Regions from separate parts of the Homo sapiens genome. Here all the other regions are linked to region 3. The links are chromatin loops, found by intact Hi-C in ENCODE. Cell type or tissue: Calu3. All regions are shown on one strand. Links, peaks and the distances in the headings refer to the core of each region. The heading gives the core; the rest is flanking DNA. Region 1 overlaps PHLPP1 (PH domain and leucine rich repeat protein phosphatase 1). Region 2 overlaps PHLPP1 (PH domain and leucine rich repeat protein phosphatase 1). Region 3 overlaps PHLPP1 (PH domain and leucine rich repeat protein phosphatase 1).

Region 1 (10,781 bases), core at 1,620-9,619, 60 kb after region 3:
TGGTGCCTTGATCCTGGACTTCACAGCCTCTAGAACTGAAATAAATTTCTGTTGTTTATAAATTATCCACTCTAAGGTAAATTGATATAGCAGCCCAAACAGACTAAAGCACTAAAGCAGTGGATATATCTTTCTTTTTTCTCATGTGCTACTGAAAAATGAGACTAGAAGGGGACTTTGAAGTCATTTTCTTTAATTTTCCAAGCTCATAGATAAAAAAAACAGGCCCAGAGAAACTGTATGACTACTGCATGCAATTATGAATCTACTGCCTTTCGACGTCATTACTACTTTTCATCTCTCCTCCTCCTCTTTTATTAAACCTTATTAAAGAGTTTAATATAAATAAATATCTATCACTCATAATTCTAAGCCACAGGTCAAAGAATGGCCTCAGGAAAGCACTATCTTTTCATTCTCATTTTCCCCTACCAAGAGTAGCAGTATGAGTAATGGAGGACAGTGAATATTCTGAACACTATATTTACCTTCAAACCAATTCAAGCACAGCTCAGTGCTCCCAAACTACTCAACAACCTGAAAAGACTGACTTCATTTTCCAGGACAAGCAGTATGTTTTAAAGAAAGAAATATAACTCATGTTCATTTGTCCTACAATACAGAGTTCACACTACAGAAAGGAAGTTAACATTTATGCAGCACATAATCAAGAGTAATCTTAATTATTAAAATGAAGTTATTTCAGTCACAGTATTATATTTAGCAAACAGCAATGAGCATCACTCAGGTCTGACTTACTCCAAAGGCACGCTTTTAGTTACTGATACCAAGTGTCACAGAAAAGCACAATCAACTAAATATACTTGATAATCTACAGAGACAGAAAACTGTACTTGTAGTATGTTTGCAAACAAACCTGAAGTCTCCTTCAAACTAGGTATCCTAAGTGCCCTATAACAAAGTGCAAAGGCTGGTGCCATGACTCACACCTGTAACCCCAGCACTTTGGGAAGCTGAGGCAGGAGGACCACTTGAGGCCAGGAGCTCAAGACCAGAGTGGGCAACATAGCAAGATCCCATCTCTACTAAAAAAAATTTAAATTAGTTGGGTGTGGTGGTGTGCACCTGTAGTCCTAGCTACTCGGTTGGATCACTTGAGCCCAGGAGCTTGAGGCAATAATGAGCTGTGATCGTGCCACTGTGCTCCAGCCTGGGCCACAGAGCAAGAACCTGTCTCTAAAATAAATAAATTAAACAAACAAACAAACAATGTGCATGACTGTTTGCCAAGGGTGGGGCCCTCAAGTGGCAGAAGGTCAAAGTGGGGACAGGGAAGAGATGGTAGAATCAAGCTGATACTATCACTATTAAATTACTAACACTGCTTTAATTTGCACCTCCTACTATATTTACATTATAAAATGAAAGTACGGTAATAATGACACCGTACGTTTATACACAAAATGTGCTAAACTATCTAGGGGTGTGATCTACTAGTGTTCCTACCTTTTCCTTCCTTTCTCCAGCTTCACAGCCATGACTAATAAATGGCAGAGACAGAACAGCACACAACTTCAAACTGCTATTGAGAGAATAGAGCAATCAGTTCCATCCCTGTATTTTCTTAGTTTCCCCTGTAATCTAGACAACAGTAGACCATGTAAATGTATCACTGTCTACACTTGGCTTTAAATGGAATTTTTCCCCAGTTACTAAATTTTGAGGTGTAATATTCCAAGCTACTTAAGCAAATTATTTATAAAAGGAAAGAGTGTTTAGTTTCTTAATCAGAAAAGTTTAAATGCACTAAATTCATGCATCCAACTTCCCTACCTTTATTAGGTAAATATAAAGTTTTTTTGTTTTGTTTTGTTTTGTTTTTGAGACGGAGTCTCACTCTGTCACCCATGCTGGAGTCCAGTGGTGCTATCTCAGCTCACAGCAACCTCCGCCTCCCAGGTTCAAGCGATTCTTCTGCCTCAGCCTCCCGAGTAGCTGGGACTACTGGTGCATGCCCCCACACCCAGCTAATTTTTGTATTTTTAGTAGAGACAGGGTTTCACCATATTGGCCAGGCTGGTCTCGAACTTCTGACCTTGTGATCCACCCACCTCAGCCTCCCAAAGTGCTGGGATTACAGGCATAAGCCACCACGCCCGGCCAATATAAAGGTTTTTAAAACAAGTAAACCACGGTTCAACAAGCTTATTTGAGTCTGGCCTCTAAAAAACTAGTTGGGAGTCAATGCTCATTAGAAAATGAAGTGGAGCCATTTTTATCCAAGGGCAGGAAAGAAAACAAAAAAGCCAATGTTTTACAGTGTCAAAGTTGAAAGAAAGAAACAAATATACACAAATGTTACCAATCCTCACATACTTCCTCCTTCTGGGCTTGTTTTGTCATAAGATGTGCTTAATCTTTTTCATTTTCTTAACACTTATTCAATCTATACTCAAAAATGTAGGTACAAAGCTATTTTTGCATGTGAGTTACAGGGAATGGCTATATATGCTTGTACATATTTAGGAAATAAAACCAAATAAACAGCATGATGACTATTTGGAGACATAATATTAATTAGCTTTAGATATATCTAAGTCTTGAGTAATTTTTCTTCCAGGAACTAGGGACATATACACTTGAAAACTTGACTAAAATAACAGTATGATGGAAGTAGTTGTACTTTTAAACCTATTCTAAATGTGCTCAAAATGGGTGTCACAAGTAACACCCAGGAAGAGAAAACCATACTGTTTTAGTCAATGATTCTAATAGAGAGAAATCAGTATTATTCACCACAAATGGGTCAATTAAAAAGACTCCCTAGGTAAATAAATTTCCGTTTCACAGTAACAGCCCGTGTTTAACTTGTTTTTTCCTCTGTGGGGCACATGCTAGCCCACTTTGGAAATTATTAGGCTTCAGTATTAAGTAATGAAGGAGCTGCTCAACGGCTGGACTTGTAAGCGTCGCTCTGGGCCTGCCCCCTACTTTGCATCAATTATGAAAAGCAGGATCCCTAATGGCTTTGAGTGGCTCTGCCTTAGTGGGGAGTTGCCAGGCTGTCAGTGCTCTGTAAGACTCACTGTATTTTCTTTTAAGAGAAAGATTTTATTTGATTACCAAAACAATAATGCTCATTTTAACAAAGTGAGTCCAACTATAGAAGCACATAAAAAGTTAACAGTCTCTCCCACTTCATTTCAAATCCTACCCTCCTGAGATAAGCAGTGTCAATAGTTTGGTTTATATCCTTCCAAAGCTTTTCCTCCTTACAGCTGCATAAATAGGAGATAGCCCCCTCCACATTTTTTTGAATCAGATTATACCACATATATTTTTTCTGCAAATTGTTTACTCACCCAATACAAACAAATCATCTTATTGAGTCAGTACATAAAAACCTAACTCAATCTTTTTGACAGCTGCATAATACACAGAGTACAAATGAACCATAATGTATTCCATTCCTCCGCTGATTGACATTAGGAGTACTCTCAGTTTTTCTGCTGTTACAATTCTGCAAGAAACATCCACTGATGTATCTGGTTGTGTATTAATGATTTTACTTTACAGTACTTATTGGTGCCTAATAGGCCTTATCCTTAATTCTGAAATCCAAGAGACTCTGAAAATTCAAAGATTTTTAATTGACTCATGTGATGGCAAAAGCTGATCTGAACTGATGTGAATATTCATTTGATCTCTCTAGAAATATGAATGTGTCTACTTATGGGGTGCTCTCTTAAACCCTGCTGGAGGTGTTACATAATGTACAGTATATGCACCATGTTATCTCCATTTAATCTGAAAACACAATTGTCCTCAAGAGTTTTAATAAGGGACTGTGAATCTATACTTCTAAAAGTATAACTGATGGCCCCAAGAGTATGTACAGTTTAAATATGTACTACAAAACTACAAAAAAAAGTTACAGAAATTCATACTCCCATTCAGTCATGTAAGAGAGGGTCCCTTTCCCCATGCTAGCATTTAATGTTAGCATCTTTTCAACTGTTGCCAATCTAATGGGCAAAAATTACATAGGTCATTTCAATTTTTATTTTGCAGTAAAGTTGAGCTGCTTTTTGCAAAGAAGAAAATGGTAATTGCAAATCTTCTTTGAGATACACATTCATATCCTTTGCCCACTTTTCTAATGGACTATTCACCTGCCACTTAGTTTGCAGGCATTCCCTGAATACCACCTGCCGTGTACTGTCAAATGCTACAAACACGCCCTCCCAGCCTGCTGTCTGGTGTTTCCCACTCTGTTCATGGTGACTTTTGCCACACACTAATTTTTAATTTTTATTTGCTCATATTTGGCAATCTCTTCCTTTATGGGATCCCTGTTTTTAATTTTGCTTGAGAAGGTCCTCTCACTCCACCCAAAGTGGTACAGATGTTCTCTTAATGTTTCCTTCTAACATGTATATATATTTTATTTTTTACATTTGGATCCTAATTCCACCTGACATGTTTTACAAGAAATGTTAGATGGAGGGCCAACTATTTTCTTTCTGGTACCTAGCTATGTTACCAACATTTATTAAATAAGTCATCCTTTCTTTTTTTCTTTTTTTTTTTTTTTTAAGATGTGGTCTTGCTCTCTCAAAAATAAATAAATACATAAATAGATAAAATCAACCTTATCCATTCAATTTAAATAAATTTTATATACTAGGGGAAGGGAGAACAAAAAGAGAAAGCTTAATGCTTTTCCAATAAAATAGAAAAGCTTGGGTAAAATGAGTTACACTTACTTCATGTTTCTCTTTACTTTTTTCTAAAAGAATTTATAAAACCAAGCACATGTTGTTGTTCTTAAGAGCACACCTTGTGGTTTTGAGACCATTAAAGTTTGACAGAGTAACTTTTCTTTTTTATCTTTAGAAGAAATAATCTTGGGAAGTGTATCAAAGTACTTTTAAAAATGTGTATTGAATATACTTGCTCTTTAGAAACTATAGTTAAGTGAATGGCCGGGCGCGGTGGCTCATGCCTGTAATCCCAGCACTTTGGGAGGCCGAGGCAGGCAGATCACGAGGTCAGGAGATTGAGACCATGGTGAAACCCCGTCTCTACTAAAAATACAAAAAAAAATTATCCAGGCGCGGTGGCGGGCGCCTGTAGTCCCAGCTACTCGGGAGGCTGAGGCAGGAGAATGGCGTGAACCTGGGAGGCAGAGCTTGCAGTGAGCTGAGATCACGCCACTGCACTCCAGCCTGGGTGACAGAGCAAGACACCATCTCAAAAAAAAAAAAAAAATAGTTAAGTGAATGAATGAGAGACACAGACCCCCAGTAAGCAACTTCCTTTTCCATGAACTCCTCAAATTCCAATTCCTTTCGTGTGGTGCTTCTTTGGCTTGGTAAGTTTGTCCTACAGTCATGTGTTAATATTCTTGTCCCAATCCAACTATGATATAGGGCAACCTGCATGTGCCATAATAGTTACATAAGGAAGCCAAATAATTTCTAAAATGCATGAGAGAGGCTGTCTTTCCTGGATGAGGAAAGGAAGGAACACCTTTTGCCCCATGTTCCTTTCGGACTCATCTGTGGTGGCAATGGCATGAGAAACATTTGGCTCATTGTGCCTGCTTCAGAATTGCTGGGAACACCCACCCTTCAGAAGGCATGACTCAACTCCTTTTGGCTTTCACACTGTTGTCCACACCCCCAAACTCCATTGGCCTGTAACTGAACTCTCACATCTTCTCAGTTTCTTGGTACAGTGCTTTTCCTGTCGTCCCTATATGACTTCTAAAATGAATCCACATGAACTTACGTATGCCCTTCTGTTCCAAGGGCCAAGGAGTCCACCAGCCTTGTTCCCAGTGAGCACCTGCCATCATCTGGGAGGCTTAGCAGTGCACGGATGCTAATGTGGCATGCAACCAGCTTGTCAACACTTGAGCCAAAATAAACAAATCATCCTATCTGAATCCTAGTCACCATAAATGCCTCCTGGTACAAGTAAAATAAACATATCACCTTTTCATATAACTAGAAAACAAAAATAAGCACATGCATATTTTACTTAGGTAAAAATTAAAATTTACAGTCATGAAAGAATTTTATAATTTTTTTAAGAACTGCTACAGATGTTGAAAATCAGAATAAATTTACCAAAGCTAAAACTCATAATTTTTCAAAAGTAATAATCAAAGAAATAAAGAATTCTCAGTGTTGACAATAATTTCCATGGACATTTTGCTGTAAAGGCAAATTAAAGTATTCCCTAAAGAGAAAAATTCTTTAATTAAAAAAAACCCTTTATTATTTATTTTTTAAAGTGATGAGGTATCACTGTCACCCAGGCTAGAGTGCAGTGGTGTGATCATAGCTCACTGCAGCCTTGACCTTCTTGGCTCAAGCAATTCCCACGCATCAGTGTCCACAGTACATGGGACTACTACAACCAGCCCTAAAGAGAAAACTCATCTTAATTCCTCTTTTAAAATAATTCAAACAAACAAACAAAAAAATAATAATTAAAGTAATTCAAACAAGAGGTACTTACTGGTTACTATGTGCCAAACCTTAGGCTGGGTTAATCCTATGGATACAATAACAAATAAGGCACAGCTCCTGCCTATGGTGGAGAGGGAGGTACGCAGTGGAAGGCTCCATGAGTCCAGTAAGTAAATTACATAGAGAACCACTCTAGATCATAAGATGGTAATTACGTGAAAACAGCAGCCGCTAGATCTATAGTAAGCCTGAACTAACTAAATTCAGGAAAACAATGAGTCATAAGCTGCATAAATTTGTCATTTTGATTCTTTAATAAATTAGCAATATAAGAATCAAAAACCAAGAAATATGTTATCACATTACACTTAAACATATCTGTTTTGAGATGGTTTCTTTACTCAATTTATCCATGACTACATTTTTTTTTCATTTTCTCACCAACATATCTGCCCATAGTTAGCCCATTAATTGCCAATGATATTCAAGAGATGTTTAATATTAACCGCCACACTAGGACAAATAAAAATATTACAATAACAAAACAAAACAAAAAAATTCCTTAAAAAGGCAGAAAATGGATCACTATTTCTGCTCCTCTTCTCAAACCAAAGGAGAGAAGATTCACAAGTATACTTGGATAAAATCCCACTCAAGTCACATAAAGATATATAAAAAGGAAAACCAAATAGCATCTATATCAAGGATATTGGATTACCAAACAAATGAGAAAGTGCGCATAAGCAAAAGTCAGTGAGAATAATTAGGTCATAAAAATGTCCTTAGACAGTAGCCTAAACACCATATAACAAATAGGCTAAGCATATCTCACAGCTAAATGGGGAAAAAAAAAAAACCCTAACACCCAAAAGTTTCCTAGGTATAATAAAAGTCTGATGCTAGGGTTGAACCATTATTCACTAAACATTTCTTGAGTTCTTACTATGCACAAAGGTGCTGGAAGTATACAAATGTGATTTAGACATGGTTTTCACCCTCCAGGAACTTGAAACAATTTGAGAACAAAGCTCTTATAAAATAAAGCAGAAGGTGAAAACTGAAAACTTACTGGCGGCATTGGGGGGTGGGGGGAGGAAGTACCATGAGTGTTTACAAAAGTGAAAACTTTTACCTAAGGAACATGAGTAGGAGTTCAATAGACAGAGGGGGACTGGAAGACAGACCATTTAAAAAGAATCGTATGGTATGGCTATTTCTCAAACTTCAGCATGCAATGTTATAATGCAGATTCTTGGGCCCCATCACTGTAAGTTCTGATTCAGGTCTGGGATGAAAAACAGGCATCTGTGTTTCTAGTTATCTTAGTCTATTTTGTGTTGCTATAACAGAATACCAGCTGGGCACAGTGGCTCACGCCTGTAATCCCAGTACTTTGGGAGGCCAAGGTGGGCAGATCACGAGGTCAGGAGATCGAGACCATCCTGACTAACACGGTGAACCCTGTCTACTAAAAATACAAACAATTAGCCCAGCGTGGTGGCACACGCCTGTAATCCAAGCTACTCAGGAGGCGGAGGTGGGAGAATCGCTTGAACCCAGGAGGCGGAGGTTGCAGTGAGCCGAGATCACACCACTGCACTCCAGCCTGGGTGACAGAGTAAGACTCTGACACACACACACACACACACACACACACATATCCAGAATACCATTGGGTAATTTATAAAGAAAAAATTGATTTCTCACAGTTCTGAAGGTTGGGAAGTCCAATTTCAAGATGCTGGCATCTGTTGAGGGCCTTCTTGCTGTGTCATCCCATGGCAGAAGAGCAGTAAGAGCAAGAGAGCAAACTCACAGCCTCAGGCCCTTTGATAATGGGCATTAATACATTCATGAAGGTAGAGCCCTCATGGCCTAATCACCTCTTTAAAGTCCCACCTCTTAATACTGTTGCATGGGGGATTATGTTTCCAACACATCAACTTTGGAGGACACATTCAAACCATAGCACCAATAAACACTACAGGTGATTCTGATGTAGGCATTTCATGAATCATTTTGTGAAACACTGATTTGGAAAGCAAAAACTACAAGGTAATTGGGAAACATTAAGTAGACCAAATTATTAAGGAGAAAGAAGCCCTGTGGTTGTAAAGAATGCTTAAAGTCTAATCACAGAGCATGTCAAGAAGACACTGGTATTTGCCTATGAAAAACTTTGAATTGAATGAAATAGTACATCTGAACATGCACATATTTATCACATGTATCAGATAATATCTCCCCTTTGTTGCACTTCCAGACACACACACACACACACACAATATGAGGAGTATAAATATGCATTCTGACAAAGTTTAAAATTAGGGGAAAAAAACAGCTATTTAGAAAGTCAGCCTTTCCCCAAGGTTTTCTTATTAATTATACGTCCAAAAGACATCACCAGGGAGGAATGGGTGTGCCCTGCTTTTACAGAGGTCACTGTCAAATATCCTGCCAGTTCTGGTGTCATCATCCTCACCACTCCAGAGAAATGACAAGAGGAATGTGACTCCTCCCATTCAAAGCTCCATTAGTTTAGAGCATGGTGAGTGACATCAAAATTACAGCCACTAAATAAAAACAGACATTTTCATGGGTCCTTAGTTTTCAAAACTGACATGCGTGTGTTGTCTGAATGAGCTCCAGAATTAGATGTGTTTATTTGACATGAAGTAGCAGAGAGAGGGAGGAGAGGAGTATTGGTCTCCATCAGCATTCTCATACCGGCAACCAAAGAATTATTTCAGAAGTCATCAGCAAAGATGTTAATTATGTTCCCAAGTCCCAAGTTATGATGACACTTCACCATCAACAAAATAAGCATCAGTTTGGTCCTTTTACTCTATACTTATTACTATGCACTAGGAGCTGTGCAGAGTAAAGTTGATTACCACTCAGAATAGCAAATATCTACAAATACAGTGTTGGCATTAAACTCTTGCAGTTAAGTTAAAGCTCAGAGAATACGGCAAAGAGCTCCACAGAGCTCAAAGAATGGAAGTGGACAGAATACAATAACTGAATTGGAATCAAGCCAAGGCTTTTGAAGATACCAGCCTCTCTCCCTTCTATTTAAGTGGGAATAAATGTTAAAGAACATCTTAAACTATCCCAAAAAGTCAACAGGGCAAACTAATTTAATATAGCCTGGCTGATATTTTGTTTCTGAGCTCCGTCTTCAAAATGTACTATATGAGGGAATAAGAAAATGGGCCATCATTGCCATAAATTAGGTCGGCAGCATTAGGCAAGAAGAGAACCAAAGGCTATATAATCACGGAGCCCCAAGCACCACCTGCCGGCTCTGCTTTGCTCAAATTCTCTGGGAAGGAAAATGGGAATCTTGTGAAATGGAAAGCTTCCCAAGAGGATCACAATTCCATCTGAAAAGCAAAGCTGTATAAGAAAGGAACTTCCAGTTCTGGGAACAGTTAACTGACAAAAAGACATTCCATACATTCCATGAAATTCCTTTAACATTTGGCAAGCCTCATGGAACCCTGGTAGTGGAAATTCCTTCCCAAGGTTATCTCTAACCCTGAGCAGCATTTGTGCTGTTTTTCTTTTACATAGGCTTTACTCTTTCTTCAGCAGTCTGCAGCTGGCTTGCCTCTAACGTTTTTTATACAGCAGTGTCTTCAAAGAAGCTGAAATTGTTCTAAGCGCTGCTGTTTAAATCGATCAAATGAACTGCAAAAATGTTTTAGCATGCCACTCTTTATTTCACTATGCTAATGAATTATCACTATTTCCATTAAAAGAAGTCTTCATGAATTATGTATAAAAACAAAAACTAAAATCTTTCAATAAAACCTGGAAATGTGGGCTTTTGGTAATGATAAGTAATTAACATTAATCACTTTACATCTGGAATGCCAACATCCCCAAAAGAGCAGAAGAGCAGAATAGGAAATAAGGTCATTTGTTTTCTACTCCAAGGGAACCAAAAATGTAGAAATTTGAGCTTTCTAAGAAGAGAGGTACTTGATAAATGCCATGCATAATTAGGAGTTTCTCATCGCTCATTTCTTCATACTTTCATTCTATTATGCCCACATCCTTGCACGCCCAACTCCATTCACTCTTTCCCTCTTTCTCGCATGAGAGGACCTGCCCCTCCATCTCTCCATTTTCAGCTAAACCAAATTTCACATCTAATCAGAGCTCAAATCAAGTCTTTCCTCCAAGTGTTGAATTCACTCCCCTCTTGACCCAAGTCATCTTTACTTATTTCAGGTGAAAACTTACTCAATTTATACCACAGCCTCTAAGACACAATCACACAAGCCTGAGTTCCTTGAAACTGATATGTAGGTGCCACATAATGCAATGTGGTTG
Region 2 (10,781 bases), core at 1,629-9,628, 130 kb after region 3:
AACTAAAATAGCTGCTTAAATGTCCTTGGCAACTAAGTCTATCATTTGTATCATTTCTGTGTTAGTTGAGTTCCACAGAGCCAGGCATGGTGGCTCACACCTACAATTCCAGCACTTTGGGAGGCCAAGGCAGGAGGATTGCTTGCATCCAGGAATTTCAGACCAGCCTGGGAAACACAGTGAGACGTCCATCTCTACAAAAAAGTACAAAAATTAGCTGGGTGTGGTGGCGTGCACCTGTAGTCCCAGCTACTCTGGAGGCTGAGGTTGCAGGATCATCTGAGCCCAGGAAGGTGAGGCTGAAGTGAGTCAAAGTCACACCACTGCACTCTAGCCTGGGCAACAGAGCAAGACCCTGTCTCTACTATTAAAATACTTAAATAGTTAAAAGTTCCCAAGACAACCTCATAGATTTGGCTAAATAAAAATGATAAATTTTCAAAGAGGCCTGGAAAATACTTTCGCAAAATATGGCAGAAATGATGTCTTATTTAATATAATAATTTTACAAAACAGTAACCTAATGGAAAAAAATAAAGATATATAAACAGGCAAGTTCATATAATAAGTACAAGTAGACAAAAAATATATCCCCCAAATTGCCACTGATAATAGTAAAAACTAAAACAAACTACAACCATTTACCACTTCTCTAATTGGCAAAGATTTCAAAAGACTAATAATACCCACCACTGCATAAAGTTTTAGAAAAATAAACAAACTTCTTTTTTTTTATTATTTATTTTTATTTTTTTGAGACGGAGTATTGTTCTATCACCCAGGCTGGAGTGCAATGGCACGATCTCAGCTCACTGCAACCTCCGCCTCCCAGGTTCAAGTGATTCTCCTGCCTTAGCCTCCTGAGTAGCTGGGATTACAGGCACGTGCCACCATGCCCAGCTAAATTTTTTTGTATTTTTAGTAGAGACAGGGTTTCACAGTGTTACTTGGGCTGGTCTTGAACTCCTGACCTCATGATCCGCCCACCTCGGCCTCCCAAAGTGCTAGGATTACAGGCGTGAGCCACTGCACCCAGCCAGAAACAAACTTGTTATACATTGCTGATATGAGTGTACATTAATACAACCTTTCTGAGGGGCAATTTGAAAATAGGTTTCAAGAGCCTTAATTTTTGTACTCTTTTCAACTTCCAGACATTTAATCTAAGAAAAAAACTTAAATTCACAAAAATGTATGTAAAGAATACCCAATGTAATATTATTTATAGTGAAGAAACATTAAAAACCCTCCTCAACATTCAACAAAAGGAAACTGGTTAAAGTAGAATGCATCTATAATGCAATTATAAGAAATCACTTGAAACAATACTATTGATATGTAACTGCCAACCTGAAAAGATGGTTACCATAGAGTATTAACAGAAAAATGTCTGTTTTAGACTACAGGTATGTCATAATTCTGACACTGTAAATAAATACAATATGTATTCATTCAAATATCAGGAAAAGGGTAGCACAAATTTAAAGTTTAAGAACAGAACAAGTTTAAATATATGCCCACAAATTATTTTAAATTCTTTCCTTCAAAAGAGAGCACCTAATTCCACTTTCTTTGTGTCTGTACTGCACTTAGTGACTGGCTTCTAACAAACAAAATGTAGAAGAAGTGACAGCAGCAGCTTGTGAATTCTGAAACTAGGTCATAAAAGCATATAGCTTCCTCCTTCCTCTCTCTCTAGGATCACTCCCTCTGGGGAAGCCAGCTGCCCTGTCGTGAGGATACTCATACAATCCTTTGAAAAGGCCAACAAGGTGAGGAACTGAAACTTCCTGCCAACAGCCAGCAAGGAACTAAGGCCTCCTAACAACAGCCATGTGAGCAGGCCATATTAGAAACATCCTCAAGGCCGGGCGCGGTGGCTCAAGCCTGTAATCCCAGCACTTTTGGGAGGCTGAGGCAGGCGATCACTAGGTCAGGAGATTGAGACCATCCTGGCTAACACGGTGAAACCCCGGCTCTACTAAAAATACAAAAAATTAGCCGGGCGTGGTGGCGGGCGCCTGTAGTCCCAGCTACTCCGGAGGCTGAGGCAGGAGAATGGCGTGAACCTGGGAGGCAGAGCTTGCAGTGAGCAGAGATCGCGCCACTGCACTCCAGCCTGGGCAACAGAGCAAGACTCTGTCAAAAAAAAAAAAAAGAGGAAAAAAAAAAAAGAAACATCCTCCAGCCACGGTCAAATCCAGAGAACTCCAGCCCCTAGGGCCAGACTGCAAACTTCAAGATGGACCCTGATCCAGAACTACACAGCTAAGCCACTCCTGAAACTCCTGCATTCCTGACTCAGAGATAAATGTCTGGTGTTTAAACCACTAAGCTAAGCCATTCCTGAATTCCTAACTCAGAAATAAATGTTTGGTGTTTTAAACTACTAAGTTTTGGGGCAAAACCTCACAACTTTACTGTGTTGGTTTCACATAATTCTATTTACTGAACACAGTAAAACTTTAATAACCTACACTTCCCTAAAAGAGCCTACAAAATTTATAGGACTTTGTATAAATCTACTACAACTAGAAATGGTCAAAAACAAGAATAAGAACAACACATTAAGCAATCACAAGAATTTCCAAAATGTAAGAGAGTGAAAGTACTCATGATAAATAATGCACCAAAATCTAAGAAAAGTATGATCACTATATAAAGCTACTGGAAGAATTTACCATGTCCCTGGAGCTGAAAATGGTCGAATGAGTGAAAACACTCAACTCTCACCTCACCCTCTTTATCTTCAGAGCTTAGACTGATAAAACTCTAAAGCATGTTTCTTATTGCATATAAATCCTTAAATCCTTCTTCACTATGACCAGTGACAGAAAGAATGAATTAAATTACTTGCCTAGGGTCATTTCAAGAGCTAGGAGAAGGATTGAAATGACTCCGTAAGAGGTCTAGGGGAGCACTAAACTGCATCTGGGAATTCTGTCTCAGAGCTAAGAAGCTAAAAGAAGCTCAGCAAGGAGTGCTGGCAGGAGCTTTGAAACAGATTTAAGACTAACTGCTTTTTAGCTAATGGAAATGACAACCAGCTGCTAAATAGATTTGGGAGGGTTAATTTATGCATCAGATCAAAATATATGAAGTCAACTGCCCAGTAAATCTTGCTTCTTACTGACAGCTATTCAATTTGATTAGGTTTATTTATATCTCCCAAATTACCATAGACACTTATCCTGGACAAATGTCATGCCCTGAACCTTTTGATAATCTCTAAATTCCTGAATATGCCTACAGATTACAGTTTTCTTTATAATACTGATTAACTGGTACCTGAAAAATAGTACCCCTTTATATCTCTAAAGATTCTGCAAACATAGGGCTAAAGTAATTAAAAAGGAAAAAAAAAATCCACCAAAGAAAATTCTCACATAAACTATAGTAAAATGAGCCATGAACTTTTAAAATAATACAACATCAAAATCATAAACATGATCACTGATTGTATGTTTGTGTAGTGGTGCAGGAAATAATACATTAAAATGCTGAAAGGGAAAGGCTGAATGAAGACAAGTTAGAACGAAAGGCTTCAAACCTGAGCATGTGCCAAAACCACCTAGAAGTCTTGCTAAAACAGAGATTGAGGGGCTCTGCCACTCAAGAGTTTCTCATTCAATAGTTCTGGGCAGGAGCGTGAGATTTTGCAGATGTTGCAGGTGTGGGGACCACAACTTGAGACCCACCAAGTTACAGTATTATGTTACTAACATAACTAACCAACTTGACCTGGTGGATCATCAGGATTTGGTTGATTATACCTAGACCAAAGAAGCAAGCAAATCAGGTCAGAGAGAAGAGTGAGGCAAACGTGGGGCATAATGGATGAGAGATCAGGTGCTGCCCAAACTTTCCACTCCCCTCTTTCTTCCTTCCTTCCTCCATCTCTCTTCCTCAAAAGGAACTAGATTCAGTTCTCAGGCATCTTTAAAGTTCCCTCCATTACACGATTCCATGGACAGATCACAATTATTCTTCAGTAGTCCCGAATGCCTGATGCTCACATCTCTTTTTGGGATGTGTATGTTTGGGATGTATGAGAAGGTATCTTCTTCAAATGTGGGTTTCATTACAATTTTGAATTCATACAAACCATAGCCCTTCCTCCCTTTTATGAGCTTCTTCAGCTCAGTTCCAGGAGCAATATATAGTGAGTTGGGGCAGCCTCCCACTATTAACTTCATATCTGGCAAAACATATTTGAAATTTGCAAAATCAACCTTCACTTGTCAGTTCAATGTCTTCACCATCTGTTACTTCTCACATTTCCTGTGCATAACTTCACACAATACCTTAAGAGTCCTTTCAGCATTCTCAAGTTTTCTTTCTTATTTGATGAGCAATATTTTCATTGGTTGGAATAATCACTGAAACACTTTCACTAACTTCTTGTTGCTGTCACTTCCATTGTAACAGATGGTAGACCTGTTCAGTTCCGTAGGTTTAGCTTCCACCACATTCAACATTCTGAAGTTACCTACAACTTCTATATTCCACCTAGAAACCATCACTTTTGTAGACTTCAGGATTTTAATCACCGCCTTCCCAGCTGAATTTATTTTTGTGGTACTTTTCCATAGGAAAAAAAAAAAAGGTCACAGGCACAAAAGTTAAAGTGTGCAATGTCATGAGCAAGGAGACACAACTGAACTTCGCTGAAACAATGAAGCTGGGCAGCAGGCCTCACTCAGGGTGGGCTTAACTCAAATTTCAGCCTCAGAAAAATTACCAATTACACTCTGTCATGAGGATTTAGAGGCCTTAGGAATGACTCAATGTTAACTCTTGGAATGTCTAAGGTCCAGTATACCCCTATTTACTCTTAACTCCTCTAAAGGAACAAACATACGTAGCTACCTCCTTTAGATAAGAACTATGACTGTGTCAAAGGTGATGCACACTGCTGTGTGTGTGGAAATCAGGATGATGACGCTAGACAGCTCCACAGCTCCAACTGAGTCAAGTTTTCACTGTGACATGCTTTTATCAGGAGTGCTGTGGTGTTTCTTCTGAGCATACACACACTCCTAAGTACATAATAAAATAAAAATTCGAAAGCCAAGCATGAATGATTTTGGGATAATCTACACCACTGTTTCTCTCTCTTCAAACGGTGAAAAAACGAACTATATTTCCATTTTCTTTGCTGCAAACAGACTTCGGCCAAGATGACTTCAGACAATGATTAAGAGCCACGTCCCTACAATCATATAAGTCCCAATATAATTAAAAATTCTTTTCCAGTGGTTCTAACTAGGAGGTTGGGTTATAGAGTTTACTTTCTACTGTGTAATACACAGCTATTGTTTAAATTAGTCTTTTATAAACAAAAATTCCAAGAGCAAAACAATTTCCTAAAAACTTTATGTTCCACTCCTCTCTACTGCATTAGATAATAATCAACTCACTGCCCTTTTCCCTACAAAGCTGATCACATTAAATATGTTGAGTCTGGATTCAAAAGTTCAAAAACTGACCTTAAGAAGCTATCTTGTATAGACATGACATCAGAAAAATACCTTAAACCCATTCCAAATAGATGGCTTCTCTCAACTTATTAGGAATCTCTTTAAAAAATTATAAAACCTCCTATAATTAGCCTATTACTAAGATTTACCTTTTGGAAATTTTAGAAGCTTTGTTTTAAAACTTCTTAGAACCACACACAAAATCCATAGAGTTCTCACTTAAATGTTTTCTAATTACTATAAATACAGCCCCATTAACAAAAGTTTAAAAGAAAAGGAAGTTAAAAAAAAAAAAAAGACACAACAACATAACCATAATCCTACTATCTTCATAGTAAACGGATTGGTGAATTTTCGTCCATTTTAAAAATTTGCATACCTTTTTACATAGTTGTAATCATTACATATACACAACTTTACATCCTGCTTTAACCCCTTCACACACCTTTGTATCATACACACCTTTCTAAGTTGTCATTTTATATCTAAAGGACTGCAAAATATTCCATAAGTTATCATTTGTTTACCAGTTTCTTTATTGTTCAAGATTGTTTCTGATCTTTTATTCTATAAACTGCTAGGTCAAATAGCATGAATTTTCTGACTCCAGATCCCTATTTAATGTTACCATTTCTTTCTAGCCAGCAGCTCTAAACCAGCTATCAATCAAAATGAGCAAAAATAAGCATGTTTCTACTACTGAATTATTTTTCCCACAGGAATGAGCAACTTTTCCGGACATTCTCAAACCCAGCAAAACACCAATAGGTTTTTCCAATCCTTGCCTCTGTCTTCACATCACCTTTTTCTCTATATCTCCATGTGTCCTCTTTGTTTCTTATAAGGACCAGTAATTAGATTTAGGGTCCATTATAATCCAGTATGATCTCATCTTAACTAATTATGTCTGTAAAGACCCTAAGGTCACATTCTGAGGTTTTAGCTGGACAGAATTGGGGGACAATAAACTCCTACACTACTGACCTCCGATCTAAATAAGTCTAATTTTCTTTGGTTTTACAACGTTTTTATTTTTAATTAAATAACTATTTATAGTACTACCTTTGTTCAGTATTGCTTTAACGTATTTTCAATATAATGCAGTGAGAGTACAGTAGTCCCCCTTATCCATGATTTCGCTTTCTGTGATTTCAGTTACCCACAGCCAACCTGAGTCAGAACATATGAATGGTATAGTAAGATATTTTCAGAGAGAAAGAAACCACGTACATATAACTTTTATTATGGTATACTGTTATAATTATTCTATTTTATTCTTAGTTATTGTTGTTAATCTCTTACTGTGCCTAATTTATAAATTAAACTTTATCACAGGTATGTTTATATAGGAAAAAACCCTAAGTACAGTATATTGAGGGTTCAGTACTATCCCCAGTTTCAGGCATCCACTGGGAGTCTTGGAACAAATTCTCCCAAGATAAAAGAGGAATACTGTATTAAGATTACCACAAAAAAAAATTACTTAATCACTAAATCTTACCTGAGATCAAGCACTTCTTACCAGCAAAGCTCCAAATAGATTGCTAGGGAAATATGGCATTTTGACTTTTAAATATTAAAGTCAAATGCCCCAGAAGACCAAAGTATCATGCCTCTATGCACTGTATCTGGAAATTCAAACTACTATAGATACACAAAGGACACAGTGATTTTTGTCTGTAGTAGGGCAATTTCTTGACTAAGGTCCAATCATCAGTGTATGAGTAGACTGTACCAGTGTTACCACTTCAGCTCTAAGTTAAACAAGTCTTGCTGTTTATTTAACTAGAGAAGCTCTCTTAGCACTCAGAAAAGACTTAAAAACCACGAAGATGGACCCTGCAGACTATCACAATCTTACATATTCAACAATCTTATAAACTTTTGCAACCTACTCACAACACCAAATAGAACTAGTATCCACCAATTAAATAAACCAACTGGAAAGTGAACTAAAATGTTAATACATGTACAAAAGATCCGCATATTCATTGTAAAACACTGAAGAGAACATAATTATTTGGCAAACATTCATTTAACCAGCATCTAGGGTAAAAACAGAATGTTTTTAAAAAAATAGTGCCCCAACATTCATTGAGTTGTAAGACATACTGAGAAATGCCAATGACTTTTTTTTTTTTGAGATGGAGTCTTGCTCTGTCGCCAGGCTGGAGTGCAGTGGCGCAATCTCAGCTCACCGCAAGCTCCGCCTCCCAGGTTCAAGTGATTCTCCCTCCTCAGGCTCCGGAGTTGCTGGGACTACAGGCTCCCACCACCACGCCCAGCTAATTTTTTTCGTATTTTTAGTAGAGATGAGGTTTCACCATGTTGGCCAGGATGGTCTCCATCTCTTGACCTTGTGATCCACCTACCTCGGCCTCCCAAAGTGCTGGGATTACAGGCATAAGCCACCGCACCTGGCCTGTTACCTTTTTGATACTTATATTGTGTATATCTGCAGAAATACTCAACTTTGGATGGGATGAGATATTCACAGCAGAATTACTTTTGAGGTTTTCTCAAATTAATGATTTGGAGCCCTAAAATAATAATTACAAGGTTCTGACTTAATTTCCATTGTGATACCACTTAGGCCTTGTCTTCCCCACAGGTAATCTCCTCAGGGGAAAAGAAAGTGGAAAGAATAGAACATTCAGTTATTTTTTTGTTTGAAACGACAGTTTTGTTTAAAAATGGAACGGCGGTGGCTTCTAGCCTTCAAATAAAACATATATTTTTAAAAATTCACATTTAGAAAGATTTAATATTCTGGTACTCTATTAAATTTCAACTCATATTAAATTGAGTTTTATATGATCTACATGAGCATCTCTATACCTGGCAGTAGGCAGGCAACAACACAGATTCCAGCCCTCAAAAAACTTAAAGTCTAGTAAAATAATAACCAGGCAACTGCAGTATAATTTTGTAGAAACTATAATAGAAAAAGTACAGTGTACTAGGGAATCACATGAGATACAAATTCCAGGCCAGGCACGGTGGCTCACGCCTGTAATCCCAGCACTTTGGGAGGCCGAGGTGGGTGAATCACCTGAGGTAAGGAGTTTGAGACCAGCCTGACCAACATGGAGAAATCCCGTCTCTACTAAAAATATAAAAAAATTAGCCGGGCTTGGTGGCGCATGCCTGTAATCTCAGCTACTCAGGAGGCTGAGGCAGGAGAATCGCTTGAACCCAGGAGGCGGAGGTGCAGTGAGCCAACATGGTGCCATTGCACCCCAGCCTGGGCGACAAGAGTGAAACTCCGTCTCAAAAAAAAAAAACAAAAAAAAACAGAGAGATGAATTCTAAACAAAAGTGACTATTTTAGACAAGTACTTAGCATAAGAGAACTATTAAAAAGTATCCATGTGCATATAATTAGCGTGATAAATTTTATCAATATATGTAATCATGTAAAGTACAGATTGATTACATCATACTGTCAACTTCCCAATTTCTATCTCCAGCCCAGTCTTCTTCACTTGAATTACAGATTGATTACATCATACTGTCAACTTCCCAATTTCTATCTCCAGCCCAGTCTTCTTCACTTGAATCCAGTTTCCTATGGTCATCTGTCCACTACTCCACAGATCTACTTTAATGGCTCCTCCTACTTATCTAAGATTAACTCATCTTCAGAAAAGATGATTCCATTCATTGAGTGTCTTGGATCAAAACCCAAAGCCTCTTCCTCAACTTCTCTCTCTCACACACCCCAGACCCAATCCAAGCTCCACCTCTGCCCTATCTTTAAAAAACACAGTCATGCACCGCATAACTTTTTGGTCAAGACAGACCACACACACATAGGATGATGGTCCCGTAAGATTATAATGGAGGTGAAAAATTCCTATTGCCTAATTCAATTATTTTAAAAATAAATTTAGTGTAGCCTAAGTGTCCAGTGTTTATACAGTCTACAGTAGTGTACAGTAATGTCCTAGGCCTTCATATTCTCTCACCACTCACTCACTGACCCACCCAAAGCAATTCCCGGCCTGCAAACTCCACTCACAGTAAGTACCCTAGAGAGGTGTACCATTTTTTATCCTTTATACTGTATTTTTACTATTATTTTTTTCTATATTTAGAAGTTTAGATACACTAATACTTCCCATTGTGTTACAACTGCCTACAATATTCAGTACAGTAACACGCTGCACAGGTTTATAGCCTAGGAGCAAAAGGCTATATACCATACAGCATAGAGAGGTGTGGAGTAAGCTGTATCATCTAGGTTTGTGTAATACACTCCATGACGTTCACACAAGAACAAAATTGCCTAATGGCACATTTCTCAGAATGTGTCCCTGTTGTTAAACAACACATGAATGTAAAAACATCTTAGTCCTATTTTAGGTTTATAAGCTATGTGAATACAAGAATTATACCTTCTTCTTTATGCTTCTCCCCAAGAAATCATAAGCCTTAGAGCAAATACTCAATACATACGATTGTATTTTAATTAATTTAAATTTACTTAAAATTTTAGAGTAGTACCTTAATTTTATGTCCTTGAATTTTAGAGTAATTACAATTAATAGAAAATATAACTTGCTGGAAAAACTAAGACCGATTATTATTGAGAACTCTGAATTCACCATCACTCTCTCAATAACTATGTAACAAAGAAGATGTGAGAGTTTCTTTTTTGTATAACAAAGAAGAAAATTATCTTGTGGTCACATATTGCAATAATCCCAAAGATTGAAATAATCCCAAAAGACTTGAAATAATAATGCCAAAAGACTTGAAAAAAATCCAATTAATACCTTCATCTTACACTAAACCAGATTTCGCTATGAAAGACAATAAGGGCAACTTTATTTATAAAAAATTTTTAAACTAAAAGCTGACAAATTTTGAATAACATACTGATTTAAACTAATTCCTGATGCATTCACCTCAAAGTCCTCATTTCTTGGAATTTCCTCAAATAGTTCTGACTCTCTTTATCTCCTATAGACAATCCTGAGCTCATCTAATCCCAAACAAATTTAAAAGGAAAACAAAACTATATTTAAAAGCTTTAGAGTTGAAGAATATAATCTCATACTATCTGAGACAAAGTTCCATGTAGATAAATAGAAAATTATGTCTTTCAAAAAAGATGTCAAGCTAATCCTTGAAGATCTAATTTCAACATTGCAAACAACATTTAGATAGCCCAATTACAGAAAGGAGTGTACACACAATATACCACAAAATTCTTACTGTCTTTTTTATTTTCCTATAAATGGTTTGCCTTGGGAGTACAGTTTTATCTATCTCTCAAAAGAAACGAGTTTTCTCAAA
Region 3 (10,781 bases), core at 1,658-9,657:
TGGCACAGCACAGCCACTGTGTCAAGTAATGGGCAGCTGAGGAAACCCTGGAAGGTCTAGCTGACAACATCTTTCCTGTGCTGAACGGCAAATAAACATTTGCTTAAGTAATAAATTTCTTGGATTTTGTTGAGCTTCAGCCAAAATAGTTGCTCTATATAATCAACATCACATATGAACCACATTGAGGGCATGTGTTGATTAATAATGGCTAACATTTAGGGAGTTCTTCCTATGTGACACTCCTATTTCAAATGCTTTACATGTATTATTTCATTTCATCTCCATAACAATACTATAAAGGAAGTACCAATTCTTTTCTTTCTTTAACATACGAGGAAACAGAGCAGTGAATTTTCAGCTGGGATCCAACTGGAGGTCTGTCTCCCTTCAGAGCACGGCTCTTCCTCAATGTGAAAGTTACTATACAGAAAGTAAAAATTCTGGAAATTTTTGTTGTTGTTGTTGTTGTTTGTTTTTTGAGACGGAGTCTCGCTCTGTTGCCCAGGCTGGAGCGCAGTGGCACGATCTCGGCTCACTGCAAGCTCTGCCTCCCAGGTTCATGACATTCTCCTGCCTCAGCCTCCCGAGTAGCTGGGACTACAGGCACGAGCCACCATGCCCGGCTAATTTTTTCTATTTTTAGTAGAGACAGGGTTTCACCGTGTTAGCCAGGATGGTCTCGATCTCCTGACCTCATGATCCGCCTGCCTTGGCCTCCCAAAGTGCTGGGATTACCGGCGTGAGCCACCGCGCCCAGCCAAATTCTGGAAATTTATAACAAACATCTTAAAATGCCACTGTGATGTATGAGACAGTGTTCTTAAAGCCCAAAGTAAAACATTTTGTGGCTTAAAGCATACGTGCACATGCGTGCGCACACACACACACACAAACAAAATGGCTTGTACACATCTCAACCATATAAATGTGTAAAAACTGTTGTGATAAAAAGTTATGCAAGCCGGCCGGGCATGGTGGCTCATGCTTGTAATCCCAGCACTTTGGGAGGCCGAGGTGGGTGGATCACCTTGAGGTCAGGAGTTCAAGACCAGCCTGGCCAACATGGTGAAACCCTGTCTCTACAAAAAAATACAAAAGTTAGCTGGGCATGGTGGCAGGCGCCTGTAATCCCAGCTAGTCGGGAGGCTGCGGCGAGCGAATCGCTTGAACCCGGAAGACAGAGAGAGGTTGCAGTGAGCCAAGATTGCACCATTGCACTCCAGCCTGGGCAACAAGAGTGAAACTCCATCTCAAAAACAAAACAAAAAAAAGTTATGCAAGCCATTTAAAATGTCTTCAAATGTCTATTTGCTTTCTTAATCTAAAACACAAGGTTTATATCAGCAAGTGCCTGGAAAGTGAAGAATGGCTAAGTTGGACTGCTCTTGTTCCCTGTTAGGAGATTAGAATATGCTCCAAGTCTGTAACCACCAAATTATTTTTCATTAAGCATAAAATCGATTACTAGAAATGCTAAGATACAAATGAAAAACTACATTGTATATAAAGAACTTTTTACTTCTGTACCATTTCCCTGCCAGAAAAGAAACAAAATAGGAACACATGGTTGTTACATGGCTTTCATTCTAGTGAACTGGTTTCATCCCATGAATCTACCTCAAGTCAGCAGTCAGGATTTGCAGACTACCTCTGCTACCAATTTGCTGTCTTAATTTACACAGATTGCTTCACTTTTCAGCACCTCAGTGTCCTTACTTATCAAATGACAATAATATCTGCTCTGCCAATTTCATTCCGTTGAAATCAATGTTTGGTGACAGCAATGATGCTCTGTCTATATAGGGAATTACCATTAGTGGGCTAATATGGTGGGGTGTGCTATTTAACTGGGTGAGTTGGTAGGGAGCGATGTGTAGTGGTACTGTTAACCTTTTCAAACTGCGATTACACCAGCGTCAGCCTTTGAGCCTCATAACCACCCTGGAAATAAGTGGAACAACTATTAACAGATAAAGAAGTATAGGGTGGCTATGTGGGTAGCCTCATGTCATACAGTAAGTGAGGGACTCAGCCTAGAAATCCAATTTTCCCAAAACCTGCTCCAGTGTTTTGCTTTGTTTTTTAACTCTGCCGACTCAACGGTGTAGCCCATTGGTTAGGAAGGAGGAAGTAAGGGCTAATGGGGGCCTTCATTCTGAATAAATCCAACAAAGATGCAAACGTCCTGAGTTGATGAGTTAGGAAGTCAACTTTCTTTGCCGACCTGAAGCTTAGAGTTTATGAAATGAAACCACATACCTTGATCTCTGGGAGCTGCATAACTTCGGGAAAGACCTCGATGCAGTTGGAGTGAGCAATCACGGTGTGCATGCGCCTGCAATTCATGATCGTTGTTGGGATGGCTTTCAGCTTATTCCCACTGAGATCAATTTCTTCAAGTTCCTCCAGTTTCGCCATTTTACTAAAAAAAGAGAAAATAAAGCAATTTAAAAGAAAATAATATAGGACGAGAATCAAAGGATGAATTAAATTGCTATGACTTTAAGGATTCATTTGTAACAGTCATTTTTACAAACAAGACCATTTTTTCACTATCATTTTGGAGTACTGAAATATTTTAACACCTCCTTTCTCACTACAGAACAAAAACTATTCAACTCTTCAAATTGTCAACAAGAAGGAAAATGGATGCCCTTTTCCTCCTAAAAGTCTATGTGGAAATTAAGTTACCCTGGCAATAATCATGTTACTGTATAGCTTGGTCTGAACACTAATGAAAACACTATTTAAATGGGTCAAAAGCCAGCACTAATACAATAAAACTGCCTTAAAAGAGCTCAGAGAGTATGATTTCTTTGTAGTGGCACTGAAAACTCAAGGGGGAGGTAGAGAACAGGTCTATAGTTCATATTAAGATAAGCTTTTTCTTCAACCCTCACTCCCCCAACTCCTCTGACATCACTGATGAATACAAAGTGGTGGTAAGGAGCAAGGGGTGTGTTAAAAGCCCATTTGGATCACCTCTTGGACTTCTGGCAGAGCCCAAATTCACACCAGGGCCAAAAGACATTTATCTCAATTGTTGCTAAACATCTACCAAGAAGGAATCTCTCCAACCTTATCTTAATAATATGTTCTAATGTAATTAATTTAATACTTCTGTTTAAGAATGTCTTTTATTGTTCAATCCTCCTCATCTATAATCTTCATCAATAATTACAATAACCAACTAAAGAAAAATTCCAGAATCAGGGTTTCTTGCATTCTTTATAAATTTGAAAGAAAAAACAATGCCTCTACCTCTGCAATCACTGTAATAGTATCTGGCACTTTTTTGACCCTTTTTCCACTCCTGCTGATGTTAGACTCCAAGAAGCACAGGATTCCCCATTAGTGTGATCCAGACTCATAAGCTGAATAATAGTTTACATTTTTTGGTATTGTTTCTACCTGTTATAGTTTCATTTGTCACAATACACTTTTAAAGAATTTAACAAAAAAAAACCACTGTATTATTTTTGTCATCTTTCAAATATAAAGATTATCTTGTTTATCTTGAAAATAAATATATGCCTAAGATACAGTAAAAACTAAGTTTTTATCTTATGAAGTCAGACCTTTTAATATCATATACATCCAGTGTGGTATCAGAATAGACTACAAACAATATGTACACAGACTATGAAGTAATCCATCTATGATAGCCCGAATTTCTGAGAATATTATTTAAATATGTTATCATCATATTTTGAAAAAAATATAGTGATACGGTTTGGATTATTTGTCCCCTCCAAATCTCATGTTGAAACGTGATTCCCAGTGTCAGAGGTGGGGCCCGGTGGGAGGTGTTTTGGTCATGGGGGCAGATACCACATGAATGGCTTGATGCCCTTCCCATGGTAATCAGAGAATTCACACGCTGTGCATTCACGCAAGACCCTGGCATCTCTTTTGCCCCCTCTCTCACCATGTGACACAATGGCTCCCCTTCACCTTCTGCCATGATTGTAAGCTTCCTGAAGACTCACCAGAAGCAGATGCCAGCCCTTGTGTGCCTTGAAACTAATGGGTAATGGTGCATGAAAAATGATTAAAAGCACAGAAAACAGGCCCCCAAAAGAAAAAGTTAAAGAAATTTCCAACTCGCCACATAAAAAGAAGGTGGCAAAAGATGTGAAGACAAAATGACTAGATGGTGGTCCCGTTCTTTAATTCAGCAACCATTTAAGTGTGGGCCTTGTGTGAGATATGAGGCTGAGGGATACAGCAAGGTCACAGACCCAGCTCTTAAGGTGCTCTGGTTTGCAGGGGAGCTACTGAGCCACATCACAACCACAGGGAGACAGAATTCATTCCTAGATGGATTTTTTTACAAGGTGTGTTAAAAGTTTCTCTGCACTTAGGGTGGGTGATTACACCTGGCACGGGTCACTGGGGGTATATCCTCAGAATTAGAGCTGATGATCCTTTCCTCTGCAGGGTTTAGACATTCATCATCTGAAAGAAGACAATGAGCTCTTTCAGATAGGTTGCTGTTATGTGATTATCATGGTTTTTTCCAAAAATATCATTTCCCCATTCCATAGTGAAGTAAAAGTAGATGGAAGTAAGCATAAAATAGTTTAATTATTAATATCAAATGAGGAGGAAAGTAAATATTTCATTACACCAAAAACAGAGCAATACTTTAAGTCAACATATACACGGGCCTTCCTTCTTCAGCAAGGGCTCGAACAGACTGGTAGCCCTGAAGGCAGCAGAGGGAAGCTATGATAGTGTTTTGATTTGGCCCCAATGCTGAGTTGCAGTTACCAAGCAGAAACCAGAAGGGTTAGTGTTTGTTTCTTTGATGCGTGGGTGTGTGTTCAAGCCCTAACTTGTTAGATGGATAAAAGCCAATGAAATGGAAACACGGTAAATCCTCACGGCAGGCTCAGCACGCAGATTCACTCAAAGCTAGATATAATGTCACCGCTCACCGAAAATTAGAAATTAAAGTAAAAACAAATTAAAAATGGACTATTTTGAGAGCCAGAATTTGCAATGTTACAGTTTCTATGGTAGTAGAGTCTACCACTGCTCTGTACATCATGAATATGAATATAAAGTTTGGTAGATAATGAAGGATTTTCAGGTTCCTGGTTTACATTCTAATTCCCACATACCCTATTAGGTTAATGTTTTTGGAAACTTTATTATTTACTTTATTTTTTAATAGATAGGGTCTCACTATGTTGCCCAGGCTGGTCTCGAATTCTTCAGCTCAAGTGACCCTCCCATGTCAGCCTCCCGAGTAGCTGGGACTACAGGCACGCACTGCCACACCTGGCTCTAGGATAATGGTTTTTTAAAAAATTAATCTGACTGGTTAAAAAGAAGTAAAAGAAAAAACATACCTGCTAAACAACACATTTTATTTCAAAATCTTAAGAACATTCTTGTGATTAGGTCTTTGGACACATATGAAGAAAACCAATCTACTTCTCTTTAGGGAAATGTCATCATAGCTTACATAAAGGAAACTGTGAAGGGAGCAGGAACAAGCAAACAAACTTGACATCACCTGGGAAATAAATATTTCAGCCTTCACCTTTCTATGAATACACTTTGAGAAATGCAATTCAGAACGCAGCTTTACAACTGTCCTTTACCTTGCTGGAAAACTCTGAAGTCGGTTATAGGCCATGTGAAGGATCTTCAAATGGGGGTGTCCCGTTAACAAGGGCACACATTTGTCTGTGAGGCTGTTATTTGTCAAATACAACTCTTGTAAGATACTGTTTGTCTCTTCGGAAAGCGTGGCTGGAGGAAGGCTTTCCAGTTTGTTCGCAGAGGCGTTCAGGAATCTCAGGCTACAATGACAAAACGCAACAAAATGCCATTGAAAAGTCACAAAAACCCTCAAGAAACCTAAAAGCTTTGATACCAGGCATATTAGAAGCTGGGATCAGAAACATGAATTGAAAAGACAAGCCCTGGCTTCAAGGAGTTCAATTAGCAAGTATTTGTATCTGTGATTCACTAACTATCATGACCACAATAGCTATCTATATGTATTAAACACAGAGATACAACCAATTTTTATGGAAGCACAAAGGTAAGGGGAAGCAATTATTTTTATAGTTGGCGGGGAGTGGAAGAGAAAGTGATATGGTAAAGTTAATATTCTGACTTAAGGAAGAGAAAAACAGTTTCCTATTTTGTAATCAAAAGTTTTTGCTAAAGCAGGAGGATGCCAGGAGTTTGAGACCAGCCTGGGCAACAAAGCAAGATCCTGCCTCTATAAAAATTAGGTGAATAAATAAATAATAAATAAATGGTTCTTATAGTAATAAAACAGGTATTAGATCACAATGCAACTAAATCACATAGTGACTTGAGTCCTCTTCAGTATAAAGTCCAAAGCACATTTTACTGGCTTTCACAAGTGCAGGAGATAATTTGCTCTCTATTAAAACAACATAATATGATGTAGCAATGAGAATAAAGAACTAAAACAACATGTATCAACAGGATGAATCTCACAAACACATAATGACCAGAAGAAGCCAGATACAAGAGGAGACCCACTGCATGATCCCATAACTATATAAAGTTCAAAGTCAGGCAAAATTACTCTGTAGTAACAGAAGTCAGGATGGCAGTAACTCTTAGGTGGGGAGGGAAAGGAGGCAGTATCCAGGAGACGGCGTGTAACGTTTCAAATATTGTAATGTTCTGTTTCTTAGTCCAGGTGCTGGTTACACAAGTGTGCTCACTTTGAGACGAAGCATCAAGGGCTACACTTATGATCTGGCCTCTTTTCTGTATTTATATTGTACTTAAATAAATTTTACATTAAAACAAACAAACAAGATAATATATTGCTGCCACACTTTTCAGATGCTAGAGTGAAAAGAGGATAAAGGCCAGGCGTGGTGGCTCACGCCTGTAATCCCAGCACTTTGGGAGGCCGAGGCAGGCGGATCACAAGGTCAGGAGATCGAGACCATCCTGGCTAACATGGTGAAACCCTGTTTCTACTAAACATACAAAAAATTAGCCGGGTGTGGTGGCGGGCGCCTGCAGTCCCAGCTACTCGGGAGGCTGAGGCAGGAGAATGGCGTGAACCCAGGAGGCAGAGCTTGCAGTGAGCGGAGATCGCACCACTGTACTCCAGCCTGGGCGACAGAGCGAGATTCCATCTCAAAAAAAAAAAAAAAAAAAAAAAAAAAAGAAAAGAAAGAAAAAGAAACGTGGATAAAATATAAAGAATGGTTTTATAACTAAGATAAGTAAAATTGCCCAAAAAAAAAAAAATCCTCCACGGTGATTGTGAAATGTAGTTAAATGCACATTGCAAAGCTGGGGAATGGCAACAAATCCTTGCTGTGATCAGGTTCCAAATCACTCCAAAGGGACGGACTGTGTCACCCTCAAGAGTCAGAGATGACCCTCCTGATTCATGACGAATGTCCAACTGTGCAGCTGCAGCAGGTGGGAAAGAGACAGTGCTCAGTACATAGCACTTGCCTACAAGAGTTAGAAGGGTGAAATCTCCCATGCCTCCCCCTGGCCCCCAGATCAACCCTGTTGATGAACCACACTATTCCCTCATTTCAATCACTTTGGTTTGAAACTTTCACCATTCAATTCAGGACTATTCTGCCATCTGTTAAAAAAAAAAAGAATAAAATCATCCTTAAAAAGAATACAGAATACCAGGCAGTTATTTTTAATCTTGGAGAGAAAAAAAAAGGCTACTAGGAGTCCTCACCAGGACTGTCACTTCAAGCTCTCAGTCCACTAATTTAAAACTCTTCAATCTTGTACAACCCCTTCAACACACAAGCACCAACTCCATTACTTATCTGAGGAAAAGCAGCTTCCCCAAAATAGAACATTTTCCATTAAAGAAACACGTATTCCGTTGACATTAAAAAAAAAAAAAAGGAAGTTAGAGAACGGCTATCCAGACCATAAATAGTCACGGGAAATTATAGTCGTGTGTGCTACAGAGAAGGAAATAAAGGTCACTCCTGCAGTTTCTGAAATGGTTTTGAAGTAGGAAGGAAACAAGTTTCAGCAACATAGTTGTTTACCATCGCTGTTTAGAGTATTTTTATGAGTCTGTTTCTTTAGATCCCATTTAGACCACCTTATTTCCTGTTAAGAATTTCTTTAGTGTAGCATTAGAATAAATTACAATGTAAGAAATAAATTTTATTGCCCTAAAATATCATGGACTAGTGTTGGCTGGGAAACTATATAAAATAATTTCATTAAAATAGAATTCTCAGCTGGGCGCAGTGGCTCACACCTGTAATCCCAGCACTTTGGGTGGCTGAGGCGGGTGGATCACCTGAGGTCAGGAGTTCGAGACCAGCCTGGCCAACATGGTGAAACCCCCCTCCTCTACTAAAAATACAAATATTAGCTGGGTGTGGTGGCAGGCACCTGTAATCCCAGCTACTCGAGAGGGTGAGGCAGCAGAATCACTTGAACCCGGGAGGCAGAGGTTGCAATGAGCCAAGACTGCACCATTGTGCTCTAACCTGGGCAACAAGAGCGAAACTCCGGCTCAAAAAAAAAAAAAGAAAGAAAGAAAGAAAGAAAAAAGACAAAAATAGAATTCTCTAGGAAATATGTAGTTATACACACACAAACACATGCGATAAAACAAAGTGAATTCATGTTTGCATATTTTTTAGGCCAGAAAAAGAGGGAATGTTTTAAAAACAGACAAGTGAATGCTCATCTAGAAAGCTGCCAAGCAACTTAAAAAACCCCTCATGGCATCTGAATAAAGGGAAGAAAGTGATTTCCTCAAAGATTTATCCTCTCATCTTTTTGAAAGTTGTCTGTAATTAAGGAACTATATACCTTTTATGCAAAATTAAGGGGGAAACTGCCAGCATCATCCACCTCCAAGAAATGAAACTAGTTAGTTGAAACCACATGAAGTGGTTCCAAAGGACATCATCTGAACTGCATAAAGTCTGACTTAATCACCTTGCTGGTTAATAGTCAAAGAGCAAACAATTGGACTAAAAATATTTTTTATTATCATAGTATCAGGAAAATTAAATTCAATACCCATTCACTTAAGCCATTCTTCCTAAAACCTCACAATGTTTCAGCAGGAGACAATTTAAATTGGTTTAATAGTCTACATTTCATCCTTCCACCAGAACGAACAAATACTTTAGTTTTGCAAAGTTTCTCCAGGATGGTTAACAATTTTAGTAAATAAATAGGCTCCAGAACCCCACTCTCTGCTTTCAACCTTGCAAAAAAGCTGAATTCTTAAAGGGCTGAGTCAGGTCTCAACTCTGTATGATGTGATAACTATCCTCAAGCTTCTTCCTTACAGAATTTTGTAATAAGTATACTATAAAAAAGATGGTTTAATGTGCCAACAGCTGTTTCATGCTTCATCCATATAACATTTTTCACTATGCAATCCTCTTCTAATTAGAGAAAAAGCAGTAACATATGACTGTTTTCTTTTCATTTGTAAGGTACTTTGTAGATTCCACAGACACCACAGACCTTTCTTCCTTCTTCTTTTTTATTTTCTTTTTTGACAGAGTCTTGCTCTGTTGCCCAGGCTGGAATGCAGTGGCATTTGGCTCACAGCAACCTCCGCCTCCCAGGTTCAAGCAATTCTCCCACCTTAGCCTCCTGAGTAGCTGGGATTACAGGCATGCACCACCATGCCCAGGTAATTTTTGTATTTTTAGCAGAGACAGGGTTTCACCATGTTGGCCAGGCTGGTCTCGAACTCCTGACTTCAAGTGACCCACCTGCCTAGGCCTCCCAAAGTGCTGGGACTACAGGTGTGAGCCACTGCACCTGGCCACTATTTTCTATCTCATTTGATTTTTCCATCACCCCAGAGATATAACCTCTCATATTTCACGAAAGACAAAACTCAAAGCTGAGAAAGTAACATTATTTGGCAATGGCTCAATAGTAACTAGTGGCAGAGACAGAAATAAAACTCGGATTTCATCAGTCTCAAGTCCACAGTTTTCTACCATGTGTCTCCAAAATTCAAATGTTGAAAAATAATTATAAAAACCTTTTTGTGGGGACATTTTCATAGGTCCTTTTTTTCTAAAAGAGCTGGAGGGTCAAGCAGGGCACCTGCATGTAATGTGAAGACCACGTGTGCACAGCATTTCAAACTCAATTCTTAAAACAAGTTAGTAAATAGCACAGTACTCAAGAACTTCTCTCAGCATAGAGTTCAAAAGTCTCAGAGAAAAGACACACAGATATGGCTCCTGCCCTAAAGTGTTTGGAAAGTCACCCGCAACAACAGTGAGACAAATCCATTTCCTGCTTCTTGAGCAATTGCTCTGCTCTCCTTGGCATATTCTGTCCATTTGACTCATCTATATATTTTTTGTTTTGTTTGCTTTTTAGTAATTTCCAGCACACCCTTAAATTTTACAGCCAAATTCTCTTAGAAACAGGGCACAGGATTTGGTACCATAACAGATTTATCTATTTGTAGACATACCAGGTATTGTAAAAATGATTTTTCTGGAAATCTGTACTGGGACTTATATACCATTAAAACTCTACATAGTCACAACTGTCTAACCCCAGCAAAACTCTTACTTTTAGGCAACCCTCTGATTTCTGTCTCCGAAGCATTCCAGAAGTGTAAACATTCCAAGTTTCTTATTATTGCTTGTTTTTATAACAAAGTACTTTTGACAGTTCCATCTATCTTCACAAGGCTGACACTTCACGTTGTATTTCATTATCAGTCCTCCTTTCTTCTCCAATCAGTCTTATTATCTTAGATGACCTTGATGTTTTTGAAG

The links. Peaks named below come from ENCODE experiments on the same cell type or tissue, not always from the same donor. Only the 100,000 strongest peaks of a DNase experiment are listed, where the experiment ranks them.
Region 1: a loop joins it to region 3, with 2.2 times the contacts of the local background. A loop is called at or near these places in 9 of 110 quality-filtered maps.
Region 2: it touches region 3 in a loop (2.0-fold over the local background); 6 of 110 quality-filtered maps call a loop at or near these places.

The regions. Positions count from the first base shown.
Region 1 is chr18:62,876,722-62,887,502 of GRCh38, reverse strand. The region is part of intron 4 of PHLPP1 (PH domain and leucine rich repeat protein phosphatase 1); the gene reads right to left. Among named protein-coding and RNA genes, the nearest start is that of PHLPP1, 170 kb to the right of the region's middle. RefSeq lists enhancers at 7,480-7,979, 7,980-8,481, 9,381-9,881. In Calu3, for the core only: no CTCF peak of the experiment used is centred there; a DNase peak (open chromatin) is centred at 5,602.
Region 2 is chr18:62,806,541-62,817,321 of GRCh38, reverse strand. All of the region lies in intron 1 of PHLPP1 (PH domain and leucine rich repeat protein phosphatase 1), which reads right to left. Among named protein-coding and RNA genes, the nearest start is that of PHLPP1, 96 kb to the right of the region's middle. In Calu3, for the core only: no CTCF peak of the experiment used is centred there; DNase peaks (open chromatin) are centred at 1,761 and 4,931.
Region 3 is chr18:62,936,753-62,947,533 of GRCh38, reverse strand. It overlaps PHLPP1 (PH domain and leucine rich repeat protein phosphatase 1), which reads right to left. Exons shown (of 17, transcript NM_194449.4): 11 at 5,616-5,816; 12 at 2,263-2,425. Among named protein-coding and RNA genes, the nearest start is that of PHLPP1, 230 kb to the right of the region's middle. RefSeq lists an enhancer at 4,348-5,547. In Calu3, for the core only: no CTCF peak of the experiment used is centred there; a DNase peak (open chromatin) is centred at 4,733.